2 separate regions of the Mus musculus genome follow, and region 2 is linked to region 1. The links are chromatin loops, found by intact Hi-C in ENCODE. Cell type or tissue: left cerebral cortex. All regions are shown on one strand. Links, peaks and the distances in the headings refer to the core of each region. The heading gives the core; the rest is flanking DNA. Region 1 holds the start of Pcbd2 (pterin 4 alpha carbinolamine dehydratase/dimerization cofactor of hepatocyte nuclear factor 1 alpha (TCF1) 2). Region 2 holds the start of Caml (calcium modulating ligand).

The links. Hi-C counts contacts between places; a loop is a spot of excess contacts. Peaks named below come from ENCODE experiments on the same cell type or tissue, not always from the same donor. Only the 100,000 strongest peaks of a DNase experiment are listed, where the experiment ranks them.
Region 2: it touches region 1 in a loop (2.3-fold over the local background); 1 of 42 quality-filtered maps calls a loop at or near these places.

What each region holds. Positions count from the first base shown.
Region 1 is chr13:55,723,183-55,734,194 of GRCm38, forward strand. It overlaps Txndc15 (thioredoxin domain containing 15), which reads left to right. Exons shown (of 5, transcript NM_175150.3): 4 at 1,326-1,456; 5 at 2,485-3,045. The coding sequence ends at 2,681. It overlaps Pcbd2 (pterin 4 alpha carbinolamine dehydratase/dimerization cofactor of hepatocyte nuclear factor 1 alpha (TCF1) 2), which reads left to right and starts at 4,186. Exons shown (of 4, transcript NM_028281.1): 1 at 4,186-4,292; 2 at 9,754-9,885. The coding sequence starts at 4,191. In left cerebral cortex, for the core only: CTCF peaks have their summits at 3,643 (motif pointing left) and 4,948 (motif pointing left); DNase peaks (open chromatin) are centred at 2,431, 3,515, 4,225 and 4,912; H3K4me3 peaks cover 1,254 bases; H3K27ac peaks cover 1,128 bases.
Region 2 is chr13:55,616,951-55,627,962 of GRCm38, forward strand. It overlaps Caml (calcium modulating ligand), which reads left to right and starts at 6,055. Exons shown (of 4, transcript NM_007596.2): 1 at 6,055-6,306; 2 at 7,761-8,221. The coding sequence starts at 6,141. In left cerebral cortex, for the core only: no CTCF peak of the experiment used is centred there; DNase peaks (open chromatin) are centred at 5,782 and 6,009; H3K4me3 peaks cover 2,099 bases; H3K27ac peaks cover 1,597 bases.

The DNA of each region.
Region 1 (11,012 bases), core at 2,212-7,211:
TGCTCTCCAGCCTGCATGGGAATCCCAAAGAAGTCCGTTCAAACGTCAGTGAGGGGATGGCTCCCAGGCAGGCAAACGTCAGTGAAGGGATGGCTCCCAGGCAGGCTGGAAGGACTTGTTAGTTAGAGCGAGGGCAAGCAGGCAAAAAAGCAAAGCCTCCTCCTTCCATGTTCTTCATGTAGGCGGCCACCAGAAGGTACGACCCAGTTTTAGGGTGGGTCTTCTCTCTTCAAATGATCCAGACGGGAAGGCACCTCACACAGCTGCCTGGGTTTTAGTTGATGCCACATGTGGTCAAATTGACAACCAAGATTAGCCATCACACACGGAATGTGAGTGCCTGCATGTATGTTGAGGCAGAGATACTCGGAGCTGAGGTGACGGGAAGCGGTGACCTGCCCCATACAGGTCCTCCAGGAGCGCCATCTGTGTGTGCTCTGAACTCCTGAGCAGTCTCTTTCGTCCTGAGTAACTCCTCTGTCTGCTTCCAGAAAGTGTGTGCGTGGGCCGGCCTGAGGAATGGCACTGTTTGTCAAGCTCAGAAGTGAGCCCTCCTCTGGGACTGGGTCGCCCTCTTCCCCACTCTCCCTTCCTAAAGCTTTTGGCATCCTCTTCTCGCCTTGATGATGGAGGACACTGTCATTACAGGGGGTGGACCACGTGCTTGCTTGTATGGCAGCATCAGAATGACATAGTGACATTGCTCATCCAACACTGCTTGTTAGTGCTGGGAGAAACTGAGGCGTGGCGGGGTTAAGCAGTGTCCCCAAAGGTCATAGCTGCTTCTGTCCTCAGACCACTGCCAGAACCCGGACTGGCCAAGTGAAGGCAAAAGAAGCCTGCAGGCCACCTCTGCTAAGTCCTCCCTCCCTAGTTTCGAGCCTTCCGCTGTGTAGATTGAGTCAGAATTTCTTTGCACCAATCTGGGAAAGAATTGCTTACTGTATGCTGATCTTTTTGGAAGGAAGGGATGGCCATTCTAAAGTTTGAAGTTTGTTTTTTTTTTTTTCCTGTCAAGAAAATTGACACACGGTGCTTCATCCATGAATTAGAATTTTCTGGTCTGTGTTGTTTTGACATTTGGAATTGCTGGGTCATGGCTGGAATTATGTGCTAATACCAACTGACTTGGATTGCAGAACAGGACTGCCCCAGCCCCGAACCATAAGGCTGTGGCAAGGAACAGAGCAAAAGTCAAAAGTTTGACTTCCAAAACCACAGGTCATAAGGAACTTTTCATTGATATCTACCAATTCTCCCAGGGAAGCCACGTGAGGACATTCGTTGTAGGGCTTTCTAACTTAACTGCCTTCTTTGTCTTACAGCCTTTCTACCAGATTTGGCACTGTAGCTGTCCCTAACATTTTGTTATTTCAAGGAGCTAAACCAATGGCAAGGTTTAACCATACAGATCGCACCCTGGAAACACTGAAAATCTTCATTTTCAATCAGACGGGTATGTAGAAATAACATCCGGGGGAGGAAGGCTTTTTTTTTTTTGTTTTGTTTTGTTTTGGTTTGGTTTTTTGAGACAGGGTTTCTCTGTGTAGCCCTGGCTGGCCTGGAACTCATGAGGATCTTTGTTAGTTGCAGCACTGCAGCTAGCTATTGTGATTATAAACTTTAGCTGAATTGTTGGGCGTGCTTATGACTTAGTTATTTTTATTATGCTGAGTTCCATTTTTTAATCCATTTGAAGAAGTTGCTTTAATTCCTTAGTGTTTGCCAAAACATATGGCCCTATTGTTTCTTCCTTGTAAAGGCTTGATTGTGGTGAGTGGAAGAACTGTGTTCCTGGGAAACTCCTCTTTCTCACAGCTGTCTAGCCGTGACTTCCAGCCTCCCTCTTCCCCCTGAGGGGCACTTACTAGAAATGAGTGCAGATTGGAACGCTCCTCAGGGCATGGTGTTCTCATTTCTTTCTGACACCAAAGAGCAAAGACTCTCCTTATTTCAGGTTATCTCAGAGTAACTGAGTGCCTTAGGGTTGCTGGGAATTCTGAGCCTCATGCTGGGCCCTGATTCACCAGTCCACTGGGAGAGAAAGCCATTGTGTTTGGTGATTGCAGAGGAGTTCTAGGTGCCTGGCATCTTTGATCACTGTCCAGTGGTGGGTAACTGTCTTCCATGAACTCATTTAAAGGCATCTTGATAACCTGTGGGAACTTCTGAGAGTAGCTTTATTTTGTTGAACTTTGGTCTTAAGAGAACAGAAGGTGACTCTTAAGAGTACATTGACCAGAAAAGCTCCAAGGAGTCAGAAATTCTAGAGTTTTAGCTTTGAAAGGCTGGAAGGATTCCCGATCCTTTGATGTGGTGGGAGGAAAGAAAATCACACTGACACACAAGTGAAATCCTTCCAAGATATGCTTGAGATGGTGTTTATTTTAGGGTCGCTTGTCATTTTGCATGCCGTGCATCATACTTCAGACAAGCCTCAGATGTGTTTTCTTTCTGATTTGAAACAATTAATTTCTCTTTCAGGTATAGAAGCCAAGAAAAATGTGGTGGTAACGCAGGCTGACCAGATGGGCCCTCTCCCCAGCACTTTGATAAAGACTGTGGATTGGTTGCTGGTGTTTTCCTTGTTCTTTTTAATTAGTTTCATTATGTATGCTACCATCCGCACTGAGAGTATTCGGTGGCTGATTCCAGGACAAGAACAGGAACACGCAGAGTAAAGACAGAACTGAACTGGAACAAGAGGGGTCTCAGCCCCTCCTTTGTGGACTTAGCATTACAGTCGCTAAATGTGTGGACTTGCAACGGAAATCAGATTCAAGAATCATGTTCTTGTTGGACTACTGAAAAGCTGAAAAGATTTCATATAAATGTGTTTTTCCTATGACAACTAGCAGGTACAAAAATGTCCACTAGAATTGACTGTTGTTGCTTTTTAATACTTGAACATAATGAATTTCTTTTCTAGTGTCGTCAAACAGGAAAGTGTTGTCTCAGAAGAGGAGCTAAGATGGGAAGTATGGGCTAGGACGGGAAGTGCAGGTCTACTACAGGACCAGGTGAAAAATAAAGTCACTGAAACAATTCAAAGTGGTTTCGCTTGTTTCTGGGAATGGCAGACTTTAGGAGAAACTCCTAATTCTAATTAAAACATGTTAATTCTGTGCTAGAGCACAGACATTGCCCAGTCATATACTAGCACACAGCTAGATTGAGATCCAAAGGAAGTTAAGAACCCTGTCCTTGCCTGGAGGTTGAGTCTGGTCTAGTTTAGGACACAGCAAAGAGATGACATGGGCCGCTGAGATGGCTTAGCAGATAAAGGTGCTTGTCACCAAGTGTGAAGATCTGAGTTCGATCCCTGTGTTCCACACGGTGGGAGGAGAGAACTGGCAAATTGGTAATATTAATGTGCTAATTTAGAAAAACTAACAGGATAGTGCATGGTGACACGTCCAAAATCCCCAGCTTCTGGGAGGTGGAGATGGATGTTCCAGGCCAGCCTCTGCAACTCTACCTGGCTTCATGAAACTGTCTCAGGAAAGGAATACAACAAAGTTACCTAGTAAAAAAACCAAAATGAGGGGGCTGGAGAGATGATTCAGTGGTTAAGAGCACTGACTGCTGAGTTCAAGTCCCAGCAACCACATGGTGGCTGGCTCAAAACCATTTGTCATAAGATCTGACGCCCTCTTCTGGTGTGTCTGAAGATAGCTACAGTGTACTTACATATAATAAATAAATAAATCTTTAAAAAAAAAAAAAAAAACAAACCCAAAACCAAAAAGATACAAATCGAGCTAAAAGCTGCAACATTTTACTCAAAACTCAGCACTAAGTTAAGCCCCGCCCCTACCCCCCCCACCCAGCATGGGTTTTAAAATGAATTTTATTGTCAGTTACATCGCAAGAAAAAAAATGACAAAAGAATAATAAAGATCAATATACACACATAGGACCTGCATGTAAGGGAACAGAGTTGTCTCCACCCGTCCTGGGTGGGTAATGCACTTGTGCATGCAGCATGGTCGAGCTGCAGAGAGGAGCGAGCTCAGCGCGGCGTTCCGGGTCGCGGCAGCCGGGTCTTTAAGCCCTGAGCACAGCAGCGGTGGCCCGGCGCGCAGAGGGCGCTCGGTCTGCAAAGAGTTCCCGCGGGCGCGGCGGCCATCCCCTTCGGGGGCCTTCGGTGCCTGCGCCGCGTCAGGCAGCACGCCGGGCAGCCCGGGACCATGGTGGCGGCAGCGGCGGTGGCTGTAGCGGCGGTGGGAGCGCGTAGCGCGGGGCGGTGGCTGGCGGCGCTGCGCAGCCCGGGCGCGAGCAGGGCGGCCATGGTGAGTGCGGCCCGGGCGAGCCACCGGGCCTTCGTTCCTTCTGCTGCGTGGGGGCGACTGCGCGCGCAGACCCGCAGCTCACACGCCATAGCCCCCGCGCGGGGGAGGACGAGGCTGGGAGACATCCGTGAGTTCGAGACCAGCCAGGGCTCCGTAGTGGACCCTGCCTCAAACAAAACAGAACACCCAGACAGCTTCTGCCGTAGTTTTTGAGCGTGCTCACCGGAAACATTATCGTGGGAAAAAACAAATCCAAATGTGACGTTTAGTTGCGAAGCCATTCTGTGGGCTGCGAGCAGTCCTGGGGTGACCAGGACCTAAGTGACCAGCTAACCGTGTTGTTCTTGGTCAGGGGGCTTTAGAAGAGTTAGTAACCCCTCCACGCCCTTTTCCCGTTTTTGAAGGGCACATCGATTTTTTTTTCCCTCACCACTTTTAAAGAGGACATTTCGTTTTCTTACTCTGTCAGATTTTAGAATTTTGCCTGTGCGTTGCGGCTTGTAATTCTTACATCTGGCGAGGCTGAGGCAGGAGGATTACGGCGCAGCCGGCGAGGAGTGCTGGGAGACCGTCTGAGGTGTACTTTGAGAGTGTGAGGGGTAGAGGGGAGAGAGAGTTAGCCGAGGGTAAGTTTTTTTTAACACGCAGCTCCATCTAGTGGAAAATGCAGCATGAAACTCACCGTTTCCTTTACGGGCGCTCACTAGAGCCTATTTGACAACGTTTTTATGAAGAACTCGTAGACATAATTTATTTTCCTGTAAAATTTCTATAATGAATTTCCCCAAATAAATATTTTTCTTATATTACACAGTAGAATTGTTGAAGTCAGAAAATTATGCTGATAACGTCCATTGTTTTTGACTAATGACTTTAGAGATTTTTTTGTTTCCTGGTGTAATCCAGGACTAGTCATTGCATTTGGTTAACATTTTAAAAATTAATTTAATTAAAATAATTTTCATACAGATGTATTCAGGTACACTAAACTCTGCTCCCTTTCCTACCTGATTCTTTTCTTCCAATAAAAGAAGGAATGACATTTCATTTTGCTTTGTTTTTAATGGATGAGTTTCTTGTAGCTAAGGCCGACCTTGAACTCAGATACATTCCTGCTTCCACCTCCCAAGTCCTGAGAACACAAGCCTGTGCCACCACCCTCGATGTGAAATTGCTTTACTATAAAACATGTAAACTAGCTCAGATTTCTGTACAACTCGATTGCTGCAACCTAGGTGAGTTTTAGGGCCTGCTCCTGCCTAAGGTGCTGGTGACCTTACAAAACCATGGTGCCTGGGAAGGAATGAGTAGACAGATTGATTGGAATGGCTGCTGTGTGTCAGAGTCTGTTTTGGGCACCATCACATTTACGACCTTTCCCCCTCCTTTCAGCTCTTCCTCCCTTCCTCATCCCTGTCTTTCCTTCCACCTAATAATGGGGATGTAGACCAAGCTGGCCTTAAACACAGAAATCCCCCTGCCTCTTTCTCCTGAGAACTGAGACTAAAGCATATACTACTGTGCTTAGTGAAAGATCTCTCTCTCTTTTTTTAAAGATGTATTTATTATTATATATAAGTACACTGTAGCTGTCTTCAGATGAGCCAGAAGAGGGCATCAGGTCTCATTATGGGTGGTTGTGAGCCACCATGTGGTTGCTGGGATTTGAACTCAGGACCTTCAGAAGAGCAGTCAGTGCTCTTACCCGCTGAGCCATCTCACCAGCCCCGTGAAAGATCTCTTTAAGTCTTTCAAAGACCAAATATTTCATCCAAGCATTCAGGAGAAAGAAGCAGGTGGATCTGTGAGTTCGAGGCCAGCCCGGTCTACAGAGAGAGCTCCAGGACAGCCAGGGCTACACAGAGAAACCCTGTCTCGAAAAACAAAATAAAACAAAACAAAATAAAACAAAACAAAAAAACCTAACCCACCAACCAACCAAACCATTTCTTAGCATTTCGATACTGTCCAACCCTGTATAGACTCAAGGAACCTGGAAGCCAGAGAGGCCAAGCTTAGCATGCAACAGTAATAAGTTAGAAAGCCAATCGCTTACACTGTCTACCTCCTGTGGTTCCTTACATCTCCCTCCATGTCTGTGAAAAGCATTCCCAGACTGTTACAAAGGACTGTGCTGGAGGCTGGAAAGATGGCCTAGCAGTCAAGAGCACTGGCTGCTCTTGCAGAGGACCTGGGTTCCATTCCAGTACCAACACGGTGGCTCACAACCATCTGTAACTTCAGTACCAGGGAGTCTGATGTCCTCTTCTGGCCTCTATCAGCAACACAGTGCATATATATGCCCAGGCAAAACACATAAAATAGAAGTAAATAACTCTTTAGAAGATAAAACAGTTAACAAACAAGCAAGCAAAGGGTTCTGTTGAAGGCACGTCTTTGCAGGGCCCTTGGTGTTATGTAGCCGAAGCGGCCCCATTCCAGTCCTTTCCACGATCCCTGTTGTTGGGTGGACATCCTGTATGAGTGAGCCTGCATACTTTGATCTCCATAAGCTTGTGGATAGCCTAGCATCAGAGAAAAACAGTGCCTTCTAGAGCCTCTGGATCACACAGCACAGTCCATTCTACAATCTCTGGATGACCACAGCATAGTCTATTCTAGAACCTTTGGATCACCACAGCACAGTCCATTCTAGAGCCTCTGGATGATCACGGCATAGTCCATTCTAGAGCCTCTGGATGATCACGGCATAGTCTATTCTACAGTCTCTGGATGATCACGGCAGTCTATTCTATGGCCTCTGGATGACCACAGTACGGTCCATTCTACGGCCTCTGAATAACATTGGCATAGCCCATAGTGTGCTTCATGGTTTTCCTTGATGTCAGATCCCTGTGAAAATCTAACAGTTGTTTCTTTCCTGAAATGCTCTGAGTGGCCTTAAGTAGTTAAGTGATAGACAGGTGGGAGTGTTTTCTATAGTCGACCCCTGTGTGGAAAATATCCGAACTCCGTGGGTTTGGTGGTGTTTATCTATGATTCTAGTACTGAGGAGGCTGAGGCAGGGTGAAACCTGGGCTAGTGAGAACTTACCACGGCTACCCAGCCAAAGACACACGCACACACACACACACACACACACACACACACACACACACACACAGAGAGAGAGAGAGAGAGAGAGAGAGAGAGAGAGAGAACTCAGAACTTTTCTTTTTCTTTCTTTCTTTTCTTTTTTTTTTTTTTGAGACAAGATTTCTTTGTGTAGCCCTGGCTGTACTAGAACTTGATATGTAGACCAGGCTGGCCTCAAACTCAGAGAGCCACCTGCCTCTTTCTTCTGAAAGCTGGGATTAAAGGCGTGTGCCACCACGCCTGGCTCTTAATTCTGAACATTAAGTGCTTATTTTGGATTCCAGGCCTTTGAATGTTTTTGCTTACGATCCATTGTCATTCTTCCCTTTGTAGTGGGAGGCAATAGCTGCTGAATCAGGGAGAACAAACTAGAAAACGGGCGTTGGCACAGGACAAGTTTTTGTGCCTTGACGGTTTTAATGTCTGTGATCAGAAGTTTGAGGAGTCCAGAAGCAGAAGTGAGTTGCAGCTTCATATATGGAATCTGGAGCATGCAGCTCTGTCTTCCACCCCCAGGGCCTTCGGCATTAGCTCAGTCTTTTCAGAGAGAGTCTAGATGAGAATGTCTAACTGGGCTGGGCAGTGGTGATGCACACCTTTAATCCCAGCACTCGGGAGGCAGAGGCAGGTAGATTTCTGAGTTCGAGGCCAGCCTGGTCTACAAAGTGAGTTCCAGGACAGCCAGGGCTACACAGAGAAACCCTGTCTCGAAAACCCAAAAAACCAACCAACCTCCCACCCCCTCACTCGCCCCCCCCCAAAAAAAAAAGAATGTCTAACTGGAGCTTGGTAGCTGCCCTGTAAGGAGCTGAGGCTCTTAAGCTGGAATGAGAAGCTGTGTTCACAGTTTATAGTAGTGTGTCTATGGTGTTCAGTGTTTTAAGTTAGCTATGAAAGACACTGGTCAAATGGCCAAAGGTCTGAGTGGTGACTACCAGAAATGAGTGAGGAATGAGGGGACAGTGCAGGCAGGTACCGTGGATGCTCTGGCTGGTCCGGTGACACACAGAGGGAGTTTGTTTTACAGGTGCTTTTAACAGCAAGGCAAAGCCTTTTTGCCTGTGGTAGAGGGGCTGTGGACTCCAGAGGCTCTTACACGAAATTTCATGGATGTATATGCTTGGTCCCCCCCACCTCCCATAGAAGGTTTTCATTATATATGAGAGAGAGTAGATGGGCTGGAGAAATGGCTCAGGGGTTAAGAGCACTGACTGATCTTCCAGAGGTCCTGAGTTCAATTCCCAGCAACCACATGGTGACTCACAACCATCTGTAATGGGGTCTGATGCTCTCTTCTGGTGTGTCTGAAGACAGCTACAGTGTACTGATAGACATAAACTAAATAAATCTTAAAAAAAAGAAAGAGAGCCGGCCATGGTGGTGCACGTCTTTAATCCCAGCACTCGGGAGGCAGAGGCAGGCGGATTTCTGAGTTTGAGGCCAGCCTGGTCTACAAAGTGAGTTCCAGGACAGCCAGGGCTACACAGAGAAACTCTGTCTTGAAAAACCAAAAAAAAAAAAAAAAAAAAAAAAAAAACCCAAAGAGAGAGAGAGAGAGAGAGAATAGGCATCTATCTTAGTTAGTGTTCTATTGCTATGAGGAGACACCATGACCACAGCAACTTTTATAAAGGACAGCGATTGATTGGGGCTGGCTTACAGTTTCAGAGGTTTAGTTCATTGTCATCATGGAGGGAAACATGGTGGCCTGCAGATAGATAAGGTGCTGCAGGAGCTGAGAGTTCTATATCTCCATCTGCAGGCAGCAGCAGGAGACTGTAAGCCAACTGGATGTAGCATATGAGACCTCCCTACAGTGACACACTTCCTTCAACAAGGCCACACCTTCTAATAGTGCTACTTCCTATTGGATGAGAATTCAAATACATGAGTCTGTGGGGGCCATTCATGTTCAAACCTCCACAACGTTCTAAGTAGTTCACCATGTGAGTGAGCTGCAGAGACGGAAGGTGCTAGAAGTCCATCCACAGAACATCAAGCCAGCAGTTAAAACAAGTCCCACCAGCAGCTTCCTTAAAGAGCTGTTTGCCTCTTTTGTGCATCCTGGAATCATGTAACATCTAGGAAGGTTCGTGACAGTCTTAGGCATATCTGTAATAAACCAGAGTTGCTGAATTGTGGCGTCTGAGGCGGCACTTGGAGTAGGAGACAGGACACCAGCCATCCTCTGTACAGCCCACAGTTTGTCTGTCTTGAGAAAAAAGGAATGAGAGATAGCTAGAATTTGTTTCCCTTGAGATTTTTTTTTTCCTACAAAGCATCATAATCTAAAGAGGTATCCGTTTATGGAAAGAGTTTAAATAAACGCCTACCCTTGCAGACAGGAAATATGTTTTCTCCCTAGTCTTCAGATGCACAGTGGTTGACGGCAGAGGAGAGGGACCAACTTATTCCTGGCTTGAAAGCAGCAGGGTGGTCGGAACTGAGTGAGAGAGATGCCATCTACAAAGAGTTCTCCTTCAAAAATTTCAATCAGGTAATTCCTGCGAACCGCTGATGTGCCAGGTTCCGTTTGCATGTCCTGTTACTGTTTCTGTGGCTCCTTTCTGTCTGGTGGCATGTGGACTACGATCCATATCCTCTCTTCCTTATGAGTTGATGACAGAGACCATCTCTGCTGACGGGCCGTTCTAGCTCTGGGCAAGGTTTGATTTTTGGGTTACATAGAAAATCAGTACTGGGTGGTGGTATACATTTGTAATCCCAGCAATTGGGAAAGTGAGACAGGATTGTTAGTTCAGGTTAGCCTGGACTACATAGTGAGTTCTGGCCTTATCCGAGATGGAAGACTCTATCCAACACACACACACACACACACACACACACACACAGAGAGAGAGAGAGACAGACAGACAGACAGACAGATGGGTGGGGGGACAGACAGACAGAATGAGAATGAGTGAATATCAGATCTTGAAGCTGCTATAGTTTTGATTTAGGGATGGGTGAGATATTTAGCCTTTTCCTAAATTTTCAATATCAATAAATAAGCATATGAGTGTTTTTCTATATATTAGAAGGGTGTGTGGATAAGGCCAGTTGAGAAACATAACCTGCTTGCTATCTCTACTTTTTCAGGGCACTTAAAAAAATCTCCTTTTATTTGTGCCTCTAAATTCTCTTCTAAGCTGCACTCTCTACTTCCCGCCCCCTTCTGGCCCGCAGCCCTTGAACATTTCCTCAGACTCTGGCCTCCGCCTTGGAGACTGCCTTCACAGGTAACTGTTCTGTTCGGGCCCCACCCTGTTCAGAGCGTCGTCTCCCATGACCTAGCCTTCGCGAGTACTTCGCTGCTTCTGTGTGAGGTCATTGCTTTGGGCTGGTTCATGTTTGCCCAGTTACTTTAGTAATCCTTTGGACAGATTTATTGTTTTTATTTATGTCAGGTGTTGGCATCTAGAAGTCAGAGACCGTGTTTGCTTAGCTCTCCATCGTGCGTAACATGGCTGGCTCTGAGCGCAAACAGCCGTTGATTACCATGTAGACATTGATTACAGTGTTTGCTGGTTTCAAAAGGGTGTGTGAGCAACTTTTTTTTTTTTTTTTTTCTGGTAAATGCCCAAGGCTCTACTGAGTTGTCTGCCCTGTTCTGTTTTTCTGTTG
Region 2 (11,012 bases), core at 3,898-8,897, 100 kb before region 1:
ATAGTATATACTTAATATATATACACACACATAAATTAAGTATAGTATATACTTAATACATATACATATGTATTACACACACACACATATATATATACATATACATGTATATATATACATATATATGCGCCTTGGTCATGGTGTTGAGTCACAGCAATAAAAAAATGTAACTAGAACAAATTCTATCTATTTACCTCTAACTTTCATGACTTCATTTTCCTTTACAGTTGAGTAATATCCCATTGTGTATGTGTACCATGTTTTTTTCTTATCTACTCGTGTGTTGATGGACATCTATGTGAAATCCTCCTTGCATTGTCAGTTCTACTGTCTTTATTTATTTTATGTGTATGGGTGTTTTTGGCTGCATATATGTCTATGCGCCATGTACATGCCTGGTGCCAAAGGGGGCCAGAAGAGGGCACCAGATCCCCTGGAACTGGAATTTCAGATGGTTGTGACCTACCATGTAGGTGCTAGGAATCAAAAACAGGTCATCTGGAAGAGCAGCCAGTGCTCTTAACTCCTGAGCCATCTCTCCAATTCCAACTTACTGTCTTTGAAACTGGTTACTCTACTGGAAAGATGGCACAGTGGTTGAGAGCACTGGCTGCTCTTGGAAAGGTTCAATTCCCACCACCCACATGGCAGCTCACAACTGTCTGTAACTCCAGTTCCAGGGGACCCAATACCCTCATGCAGACATATATGCAGAGGAAGAACTGTGTATTGTCTAGACCCTGGACATGGCAGAGGGGACAGTGTGGCATTGGATGTCTCTAGGAAATTGGGTCTGACCAAGTATTTCAAGTCAGTCCCTGTATGGGAGGTGATTTTCTATTGACAAAAGGAAGTTAGGAGTAAGATTTAAACTCTAGAAAAATCAAACTGTGTTAAGAAAATGAACCAGGATGCTGGAAAGCTAGTTGAGTGGTTAAGTGTACTGGTTGCTCTTCTAGAAGACTTGGCTTCAATTCCTGTTGATGACAGTTCATTTCCAGGGATCTTACCCCCCATTTCTAGCCTTCGAGGGCACTAATTCAGGCAGGCTAAACACCCATACACTTATATAATTTTAAGTAAAAAGAAAAGGAATTATGTCCAACAAGAACAAATTTGAATACAATTTAAGATCTACTGGTGTGCCTCAGTGGTTCTTAGCAGGTGCTTGAAGTCCAGAAGAAACTCAGGACAAGAGGCTGTGATGCGAGCCGGGCGTGGTGGCACACGCCTTTAATCCCAGCACTCAGGAGGCAGAGGCAGGCAAATTTCTGAGTTTGAGGCCAGCCTGGTCTAAAGAGTGAGTTCCAGGGCAGCCAGGGCTACACAGAGAAACCCTGTCTCAAAAACAAAACAAAACAAAACAAAACAAACAAACAAACAAAAAAAAACAAAGAAAAAAAAAAGGAAAAAGAGGCTGTGCTGCTTATTAGCATGCGGAAGTGCTGGCCTCCAGACCCGCTCAGTACCACCACTACCTGTAGCTCTTCTCACCACCTACCCAAAACTTCAGCTCTCAGGTTCCCTCCCTCAGAGCTCCGCGTTAAGACCATGCTCCCTTTCCTTTGTCTTCCTCTCTTGGCCTCCTCTCCTGCCTCTCACTTTCCTTGTCTTCCTTTCTTGCCCAACCTACCCCTTTCTGCTCATGGCCTGGTCCAGTCTGCTGGCCATATTCAATTGACTACGTCATCTCTCTGTTCTGGGATCCACCAGATGTCTCTGGCTGTTCTCTCCCTCATATCCCAACCACACCTTTGGTAGATGGAAATGGGTGCCAGCATTTGGGGGGACTGGGGTTCCTGTAAACCTGATAGGTAAAGACTTGCACAGCAAAGTAGCTAGAGTAGAACTAACATCTCTAGGTTGCCATTGTGTCCTTTGTTGAGTCTTAGACAACATCCTGGACAGGGCGGGCTCTAGGGAGAAAGGCATAAGGGCTGTATTTTGACTGTTGGGGTCTTCATGTTTTGTAGCTATTTCTTTCCAATTGGAGCTTTCCTTGAAGATGAGAAAAGCTCTGGAAACTCACAGGCCCAGGAAGCTCAAGAGTGTGATAAGAGTCACAAGGACCCTTTCCAAGGTTGTAGAAGCAGTAAGAGCTACTGGGGACAGGAGACTCCCTCTCATAGTGCACACTGCATCCAAAAACGGGGCTTCCATGAGTTGATATCATGCCGCAGGGCTTAGGCGGCTGATGATGTCACCCATGCTCTGTGTGTGACCACAACGGGTTCACTGGCTCACTAGGCTAGAATTGGGTACAGTCATTTCTTTGGTCAATTATTGGTGCTTTATCTGACTAAATAGGTGTCTGCTCACATCTCCCCAGGGAAATTCATACATTCACTTCCCTTAGCCTTCATCTCAATATGTAGCACAAGCCGACTTTGAACTTGAGGTTCACGTGTCTTGTTTCAGCCTCATAATTCTGGGATTAAAGATGTGCACCATCATGCCAGGCTATCTGTTGAATTATTTTTTCCAGCCTTTTGGCAGTGATGTGAAGTAAGGCCATTACTTCCCCCCCCCCCCAAAGTGAGATAAGGAAGAGACAGAGGCAAAAGCCATGAAAGCTGGCAGGGACTGCTTCTCTAAGTACTCAAAGGCCAGGCAGGAAGGGAGCATTTATCTCCTGAGAGGAAGTGTCTGCAGGACTTGCAAACCCTGTGAGAAAATCATCACAGGAGCTGGACTCAAACACCGCCCCTAGTACACTCAGCACAAAAGTTGCGAGTTGAAACCAGAGAGTGAGACTTTTTTTTAAATTATTATTATTTTATTACTGGGTATTTATTTCATTTACATTTCCAATGCTATCCCAAAAGTCCCCCACACCCTCCCACAACCACCCCCCCCACCCACTCCCACCTCTTGGCCCTGGTGATCCCCTGTGAGAGTGAGACTTTTAAGACAGTGACGGTCAAGATAACCACTTCCATTGTGTTGTTTCCTCTCTGACCTTGAAACTTGGCATGTGTTTCTCAGAAAGAGTTCCCTAGTTTTTGTTTTGTTTTGTTTTAAGATTTATTTAATATATGTGAGTACATTGTTGCTATCTTCAGACACACCAGAAAGAGGGCACCGGATCTCATTACAGTTGGTTGTGAGCCACCATGTGGTTGCTGGAAATTGAATTCAGGACCTCTGGAAGAGCAATCAGTGCTCTTAACCACTGAGCCATCTCTCCAGCCCCTTGTTTTGTTTTTTGAAAGAGGGTTTCTCTTATATAGTCCTGGCTGTCCTGGAACCTGCTCTGTAGATCAGGCTAGTCTCGAACTCAGAGATCTGCTTGCCTCTCTGCCTTCTAAGTGCTGGGATTAAATGCATGCTCCACCATTGCCAGATGGCTCAGTATTTTTTAATACAGACAGAATTGGGGGCTGGAGAGATGGATCAGTGTTTCAGAGCACTTGCTGTTCTTACAGAGGATCCAGGGCCTGTTCTTAGCACCCACATGGTGGCTCACTGTCTATAACCACAGTTCCGGGTGATCTGACTCCCTCTTCTGGCCTCCACACATACCAGGCACTCAGCACAGGAACAGGAAGATGCCTCTGAGTTTGAAGCCAGTCTGGTACATAGTGAGTCCCATGCCAGCCAAAGCTGCTGAGTGAGATTCTGTCTTAACCCCTGACAAGTGACACCTCCAAACTCCGATAAAACAAAAAAAAATTCTCTAATTAAACAAGGCATAGAAGGGGTTTTATGTTGGCTTTTTTTGTTGGGGGGGGGTGTATTTTTCTGTTGTTGAGAAGAAAATAATTTGCTTGGTCTACATAGTTCCAGGACAGCCATGGTTATTTAGAGAGGAACAGTCAAGAGAAGAGAGAGAGAGAGAGAGAGAGAGAGAGAGAGAGAGAGAGAGAGAACTGAATGAGGAGACTGTATGAAGAGGGATGACTTGGTGGTAAAGAGCATTTGTTGCTCTTTCAGGGGACTGGAGGTCAGTCCCAAACACCCACATCATGTTAGCTCAAAACCATTTATAATTATGTATGTATGTATGTATGTATGTATGTATGCATGTGTAAACTCATATTTAAGGAATGGTATTGAGAAGGATAAAGAGTGTAGCCTTGTTGGGAGTGTGTCACTCAGAGATGGGGTTTGAAATTTCAATAACTCACAGCAGGCTGAGTCTCTTTCTCTTTCTCATGGCTTGCAGATCAGGATATAAGGTCAGTTACTGTTTCAGAACCTTGTGTTATACTGTACTTTCCAACATGATGATCACGGACTGATAACCCTCCAAAACTCCAAGCAAGCCCTAAGTAAAAGCTTTCTTTTATAAGAGTTGCCTTGGTCATGGTGTCTCTTCACAGCAATAGAAAAGTGACTAAGACAGCAACATTGGCCATTTAGGTGTTTGTAAAGCTGGTGGACATACCCATGCACCAGTTACTCTCTGTCCAAACAGAAGGAATGACGTAAGAGGAGAGACAGCTGTGCACCGGAAGTCAGGATAAAGTGAGGCAGACAGCAGTTTTTTGTTTCCTTCCTTCCTTCCTTCCTTCCTTCCTTCCTTCCTTCCTTCCTTCCTTCCTTCCTCCCTCCCTCCCTCCCTCCCTCCCTTCTTTCTTTCTTTCTTTCTTTCTTTCTTTCTTTCTTCTTTCTTGAGACAGGGTCTCAGTGTGTAGCTCTGGCTGTACTGATTGTGTAGACGAAGCTATCATCAAACCCACAGAGAATCACCTGCCTCTTTCTCCTCATTGCTTAGATTAAAGGCATGCACCATCATACCAGGCTAATTACCACTAGTTGATAATCTGTTGGTGTAGAACAAAATTCTGGAGCCACTTGTCTACTGATGGAATGCATCAATTGCATCTTGAGCTTCCATTTCGTACTGGGTGGGTGTGTTTCATTGCTTGGTTGCCCATCAAATGGGAACCTGATCTGCCTTGCTGACAAACACTGCCGCATATGATGGCTTTCATTAGTTTATTGCCTCTAACCTTAATATGATCACTGTGCTCAGGCCTGACCCCTTCCTTGGGTTTTTCATGGGCTATGGTGAGCTCTGGGGTGTCTCCTCAGCTGCTGCTTCACCAAAGACGTACCAGGTCTGATCTGAAAAGCCCAACAGCTGGCACACGCCATGTCAAATGGGCGGCTTCGCAGGGAATGAAACAGTTAATTTTAACTGCTCAAGCTTGCACTTCCCGAAATACTAAATCTGGCTAGTATTGAACGGTTTTAACTCTTCGCATTCCTTCAGCACGCCACCACTTGAGCTGGGGAGAGAACTCAGAATGAACAAGCTGGTTCAGACTGCAGGATCCTTTGTAATATATAATAATACCGCCGAGCGGTGGTGGCGCACGCCTTTAATTCCAGTACTCGGGAGGCAGAGGCAGGCGGATTTCTGAGTTCGAGGCCAGCCTGGTCTACAGAGTGAGTTCCAGGACAGCCAGGGCTATACAGAGAAACTCTGTCTCGAAAAACAAAAACAAACGAAGAGTATACAACCGAGCCCAGGCCCGTTGTCTGTTCCTAACGTGAGCTCTCTGGCTACCGAGGCAAGGCTGTTAGGTGTAGCCAGAGTCCGCAGTGTGACTCCCGGATTAGTAAGAAGGAGAGAGAGCTCTTTCTGCAGCTCCATAGAGAAGTGGACGGCCTGGGACTGGATAGTGGATTGAGGCTCCTTCGTTTGTTGTCCAGACATTTTCAGTAAAGAACTAGGATCACCACAGCCACCAAATCCCAGGGCCACGCTCCCGGAGAGCGTCGCACCCGCAATTACGTATCCAAGGAGCAGAGACGCGTTGGCTGGTAAAAAGCTCCCGCCGCTGCAACCTCCATTTTGCTTCCTGGCAGAGAATAAAATGGACCTGCTCCTCACTGTCATTTCACTCATCAGGAGGGCATCCGTCTCTTCATCTTCGAGAGCAGCTGTGAGGTAACCTGGTGGCGAGAAACCTGAGCACTGCGAGCCAACTTAGGAAGAGGGAACCCTTGAACTGGGCTTGCCCTCACTGAACATGGCGGCAGAGCCTGGCGCAGCCGATTAGCGCATGCTCACGCTTCAGTTCCCGCCCCTTAGAGGGCGGGATTACAGTGGGAGTGGGAGCGAACTCTGCGGCCCTGCCATAAGTCATCCTTGCCTTTACCGTCAGCCTGATCTAGACCGTAGAGAAAGCATGGAGCCGGTGCCTGCGGCCACGGACGGCGGGGAAAGACCCGCGACGCCGTCGGGCCTGTCGGCTTCTCAGCGGCGAGCGGAGCTGCGGAGGAGAAAGCTGCTCATGAACTCCGAGCAACGCATCAACCGGATCATGGGCTTTCACAGGCCCGGGAGCGGCTCGGGTGAGAGCTTCGGTTTCCCGTCTCCCGCCCACCTCTTTGAGTCTTCAAGCTCCTTCTGCCCACTCCAGCTCGTAAACATTTTGTCCCCAAAATGCATTCTGACCGAACTCTGTCACCGCTCCCTAGGTGACGACCCATATTATATTGTCGCTTAACCCCAGGACGCTCCTTGTTGCTTCCTATTTTCTTGGATCCTTGCCCGGAGGTCGTCTCCACCCTGGCTACAAAGCCTTCGTTCCTGAGTCTCTGTGTACGGTTATCTGAGACAACCCCTATGTTCCTGATTACTCGCCTTTCTTGAAGGCTGTGCATTTTATCCCCAGACCTCCCAGGGAGATTTTCCTATAAGCTCCAGATGCCTTTATTCCCAGTTACTCCCCATGACATAGCTTTTGCCTTTTGCTTCGTAACTCTCGTCCACCACATCAGTCATTACTCAACTGTTGGCTGGTCCGTCCGTTGTGGATTAGAGACCCTATTTCCCTATCTTGGTGGCTATGCTCATTGCTTTCAAAATTATCACCTGTCACACAGGTCCTCCCGAAAGATGTGATGTCCCTGCAGAGATTTCCTTTCATTACCATACATACATCACGTTTCAATAACTGCATTTGCCCTAAGAAAATTCATCTTTCATGCAACCTTGTGTCCAGGACACTGTTTTCTTGTGGACACAATTGAATTCTACTATGCTTGGCCTCTCTAAGTTTCGATTTGGGTGTTTCCTTTAGTAATTGGCTTTTTAGTTGCTCTTTGTGAGCTTGGTAGAACTCAAGAATTTCTCTGAGGCGTTAGAGATATAGTTCTGAACTTCTAGACAATATAAATGAGAGATATGGCTACCACTTTCAAAATCATCTGAAACAGTACAGAAAATATTTTTTTTGTAGTGATCATTCTGAAGATATTCTTAAAGTGTTGGTGTTTGTCTTTCTCAAGTCCCTTTCTTATTCTGTTCTTTTGCTTGAAAAATTTTATCATTTTTAGAGTTCTCTCTTTAAAAGCTAGAACAGCATCCTAAAAGTGCCTGCTCATAGCTGCCCGGGAACAGCAACAGTGGGTACAGGCGGCGCCACACCCTGTGCTCACAGTTAGAAATGCAACTGTAAAATAGAAACCTTGAAAGACTTCAATGATTTTGTATTTTTATCAGTATTAGCTAGTGAAAGAAACTGAGGCACACCTCTTGAGTATTTTGTCTGTGAAAGAGCTATTCTTTATTCCTTGGGACATCCCGTGCTAACTTTGGTAGTTTCTGTCCTCATTGTTTGAACTCCCCTCTGCCAGAGTGCTAGTTTTGCGGCGTTGTATTTTGAAGGTGAAGACGAAGGAGCTGGCTTTGTTTTCTGCATCAGTATTTGTCTGGATTCAGAGACCAAGTTCTAGCAGCAGTGGGAGTGTTTAAGGTGTTTGTGAATATGTAATACACAAGGCTTTATTTTTTCCCCCCTCAGAAGAAGAAAATCAAACAAAATCAAAGCCACAGGACAGTGACAAACTGAACTCCCTCAGCATCCCTTCAGTTTCAAAGAGGGTAGTGCTTGGTGATTCAGTCGATGGAGGAGGAGCTGACCAGCTCGGTGGTGTGGCAGAAGTCAGGGGAACCCAGCTGGGAGACAAACTGGACTCATTCATTAAAGCACCAGAGTGCAGTAGTAAGGATGGAGCTGAGCTCCGGCAGCGGACCAGAGGTGACCTGACAGCAGACCCGGCCCAGAGGGCTTCTCACCACGGCCTAGAACAGTACCTTTCCAGATTCGAAGAAGCGATGAAGTTGCGCAAACAGCTGATCAGCGAGAAACCCAGCCAGGAAGATGGAAGTACCGCGGAAGAGTTTGACTCTTTTCGAATATTTCGATTGGTGGGGTGCGCTCTGCTCGCTCTTGGCGTCAGAGCCTTTGTTTGCAAATATTTGGTAAGACAAGAGCTTCCAGTTATTAACTAGAAGAATGCAAGTTGAGTTGTCGTGATAGGGATTTCTTGCCAGCATTACCAGATCTATCATCAGGCTGTTTGAAAGTGTAGTATAAATTCTGTTATTATCCCAGTTAGAGAATGAGAGCCTATTTATGGTAATAACTAACATCTGTCTACATGCCAGGTACCACTTTATATGCTTGTCTTTTATTCATTGATTTAAATTCCATCTTTATGCACTATATGCTGCTTGAACCCACAAGGACTCAGATGAATTCTCTTACACAGCCGCTGACAGGTGGGGTGAAATACAGGCAGTTTCATCCCAGAACCGGAAGTCCAGATGCTTATATATACTCTGTATTAGCTAGTAGTTTTCCAAGTAGTTTGAGGCATTGAAATGTACTCCTTGTGGTTCAGTGTAGATTGGCATTGTCTATAGTTCAGAAAGGGTTTCTGCAGTATGTAATGTAGTAGCCTCATAACGACAGTTCCTGATGGGACGTAGAAGAGCGCAGAAAGACACAGTTACAGTTCAGTGTCTTGGTGAGAGCTTTTTTCAAAAGATCTATTATTAGTTTATTTTTGTGTTTTGCCTACATGTATGTATGTGTACCATGTGCATGCCTGGTGCCTCCTGAGATCAGAAGAGGGTGTCAGGCCAGGCGGTGGTGGCGCATTAATCCCAGCACTTGGGAGACAGAGGCAGGTGGATTTCTGAGTTCGAGGCCAGCCTGGTCTACAGAGTGAGTTCCAGTACAGCCAGAGATACACAGAGAAACCCTGTCTCGAAAAAAAAAACAAAAAACAAAAAAACAAAACAACCAACCAAACAAAAAGGTGTCAGATCCTCTGGAACTGGAATCGCAGGCAGCTGTGAGCGACCATGGGGGTGCTGGGAACTGAACTCAAACACTGTTACCCAACCAGCCACTGCTCCAGCCTCCCAATGTCTTGATTTGAAGTAGGACCATTCAATAGTCATTTTAAGAATGCTTACTGTATATTGGGTATGTACAAAACATCGTAAGGCAAAACAAGTTTTAAAATGTGCTTTATGCAGCCAGGCATAGTAGCTCATGCCTTTAATCACAGCGCTTGGGAGGCAGAGGCAAGCAGAGCTCCGAATTCAAGGCCAGCCTGGTCTACAGAGCAAGTTCCAGGACAGCCAGGGCTTCACAGAGAAACCCTGTCTCAAAGACAAAGCAAAACAATATAACAACAATAACAAAACCTCTGATTTTATGCAAATATTTTCTTAAATAGAATCTGTTCAACAGATTTGATTGTCTCTCTGATGATAAATTCTCACCATAACAGAGGCCAGATGATTTTAGTCTGCGAGCCAAGAGCTGCTCTTATTTAAGGGCTCTGTGCTGTCATGATTCAAAAGCTATGCCTGGTTTTTGTTTTGTTTTGTTTTGTTTTGTTTTTTGTTTTTTGAGACAGGGTTTCTCTGTGTAGCCCTGGCTGTCCTAGAACTCACTCTGTAGAGCAGGCTGGCCTTGAACTCAGAAATCCGCCTGCCTTTGCCTCCCGAGTGCTGGGATCAAAGGCGTGCGCCACCACTCTCGGCTTTGTTTTTTTTTTTTTTAAAAACAAAGATTTGTTTATTGTATTTGTGTGATTGTTTTGCTTACATATATGTATGTATACTCGTGTGTGCAGAGTACCTTCCCGGTCAGAAGAGGGTGACAGAGCTCTGTGGAACTAGAGTTATAGGTGGTTGTGAGCTGCCATGTGGGCACTGGGAATTGAACCCGGTTCTTTTGCAAGAGCAAGAAGTGTTCTTTCCCACTGTGCCATCTATCCAGGCCCAGTGCCTCATTTCTACGTAAGGATTTTTGTTGTTTTGGTTTTCGGGTTTTACTCATATCAGATATTCAGTTGTTTGTTTCTTGCCTCTGCCACAGGACAATGTTTGTTCCTTTGCCCCTTTGATGACCTTTTACATCTTAGTAATAATTATGTAGAATAAGTGCCATATTGATCTTTTTCCTTTTGTTGAAAATGAGATATCAAGCTGCCAAGCTTTTTTTTTTTTTTTTTAATTTACATTGGTGTTCTTGTATGTCTGTGTGAGGGTGTAAAATCCTCTGGAACTGGAATTACAGACAGTTGTGAACTGCCATGTGGGTGCTGGGATTTGAACCTGGGTACTTTGAAAGAGCAGCCAGTGCTCTTACTCGCTGAGTCATCTCTCAGGCCCCCACCCTACTCTGTTTCAAGAAAGCCAGGTTGTTGTTGTCAGAGGGATCTGTGGCTTCCCTCGGAAGCTGGGTTTATGCAGACTTTTAGTCATTTGTCAGTCTCCTCCAGGGGAGAGAGATGTTACTGTACCACTTTTTTTTTTTTTTTTTTTTTTTTGAATTTATTTCTAAATGTCACATAGGTCAAAGATGTCTCAAGAGAAACCTGGATATTTTTTTTTTAAGATTTATTTATTTATTATATGTAAGTACACTGTAGCTGTCTTCAGACACTCCAGAAGAGGGCGTCAGATCTTGTTACAGATGGCTGTGAGCCACCATGTGGTTGCTGGGATTTGAACTCTGGACCTTCGGAAGAACAGTTGGGTGCTCTTACCCACTGAGCCATCTCACCAGCCCGTTACTGTACCACTTAATGTTACCAAAGAAGGTAAGCTTTGGAGCCGGGCTTGGTGGCGCACACCTTTAGTCCCAGCACTTGGGAGGCAGAGGCGGGCGGATTTCTGAGTTCGAGGCCAGCCTGGTATACAGAGCGAGTTCCAGGACAGCCAGGGCTACACAGAGAAACCCTGTCTTGAA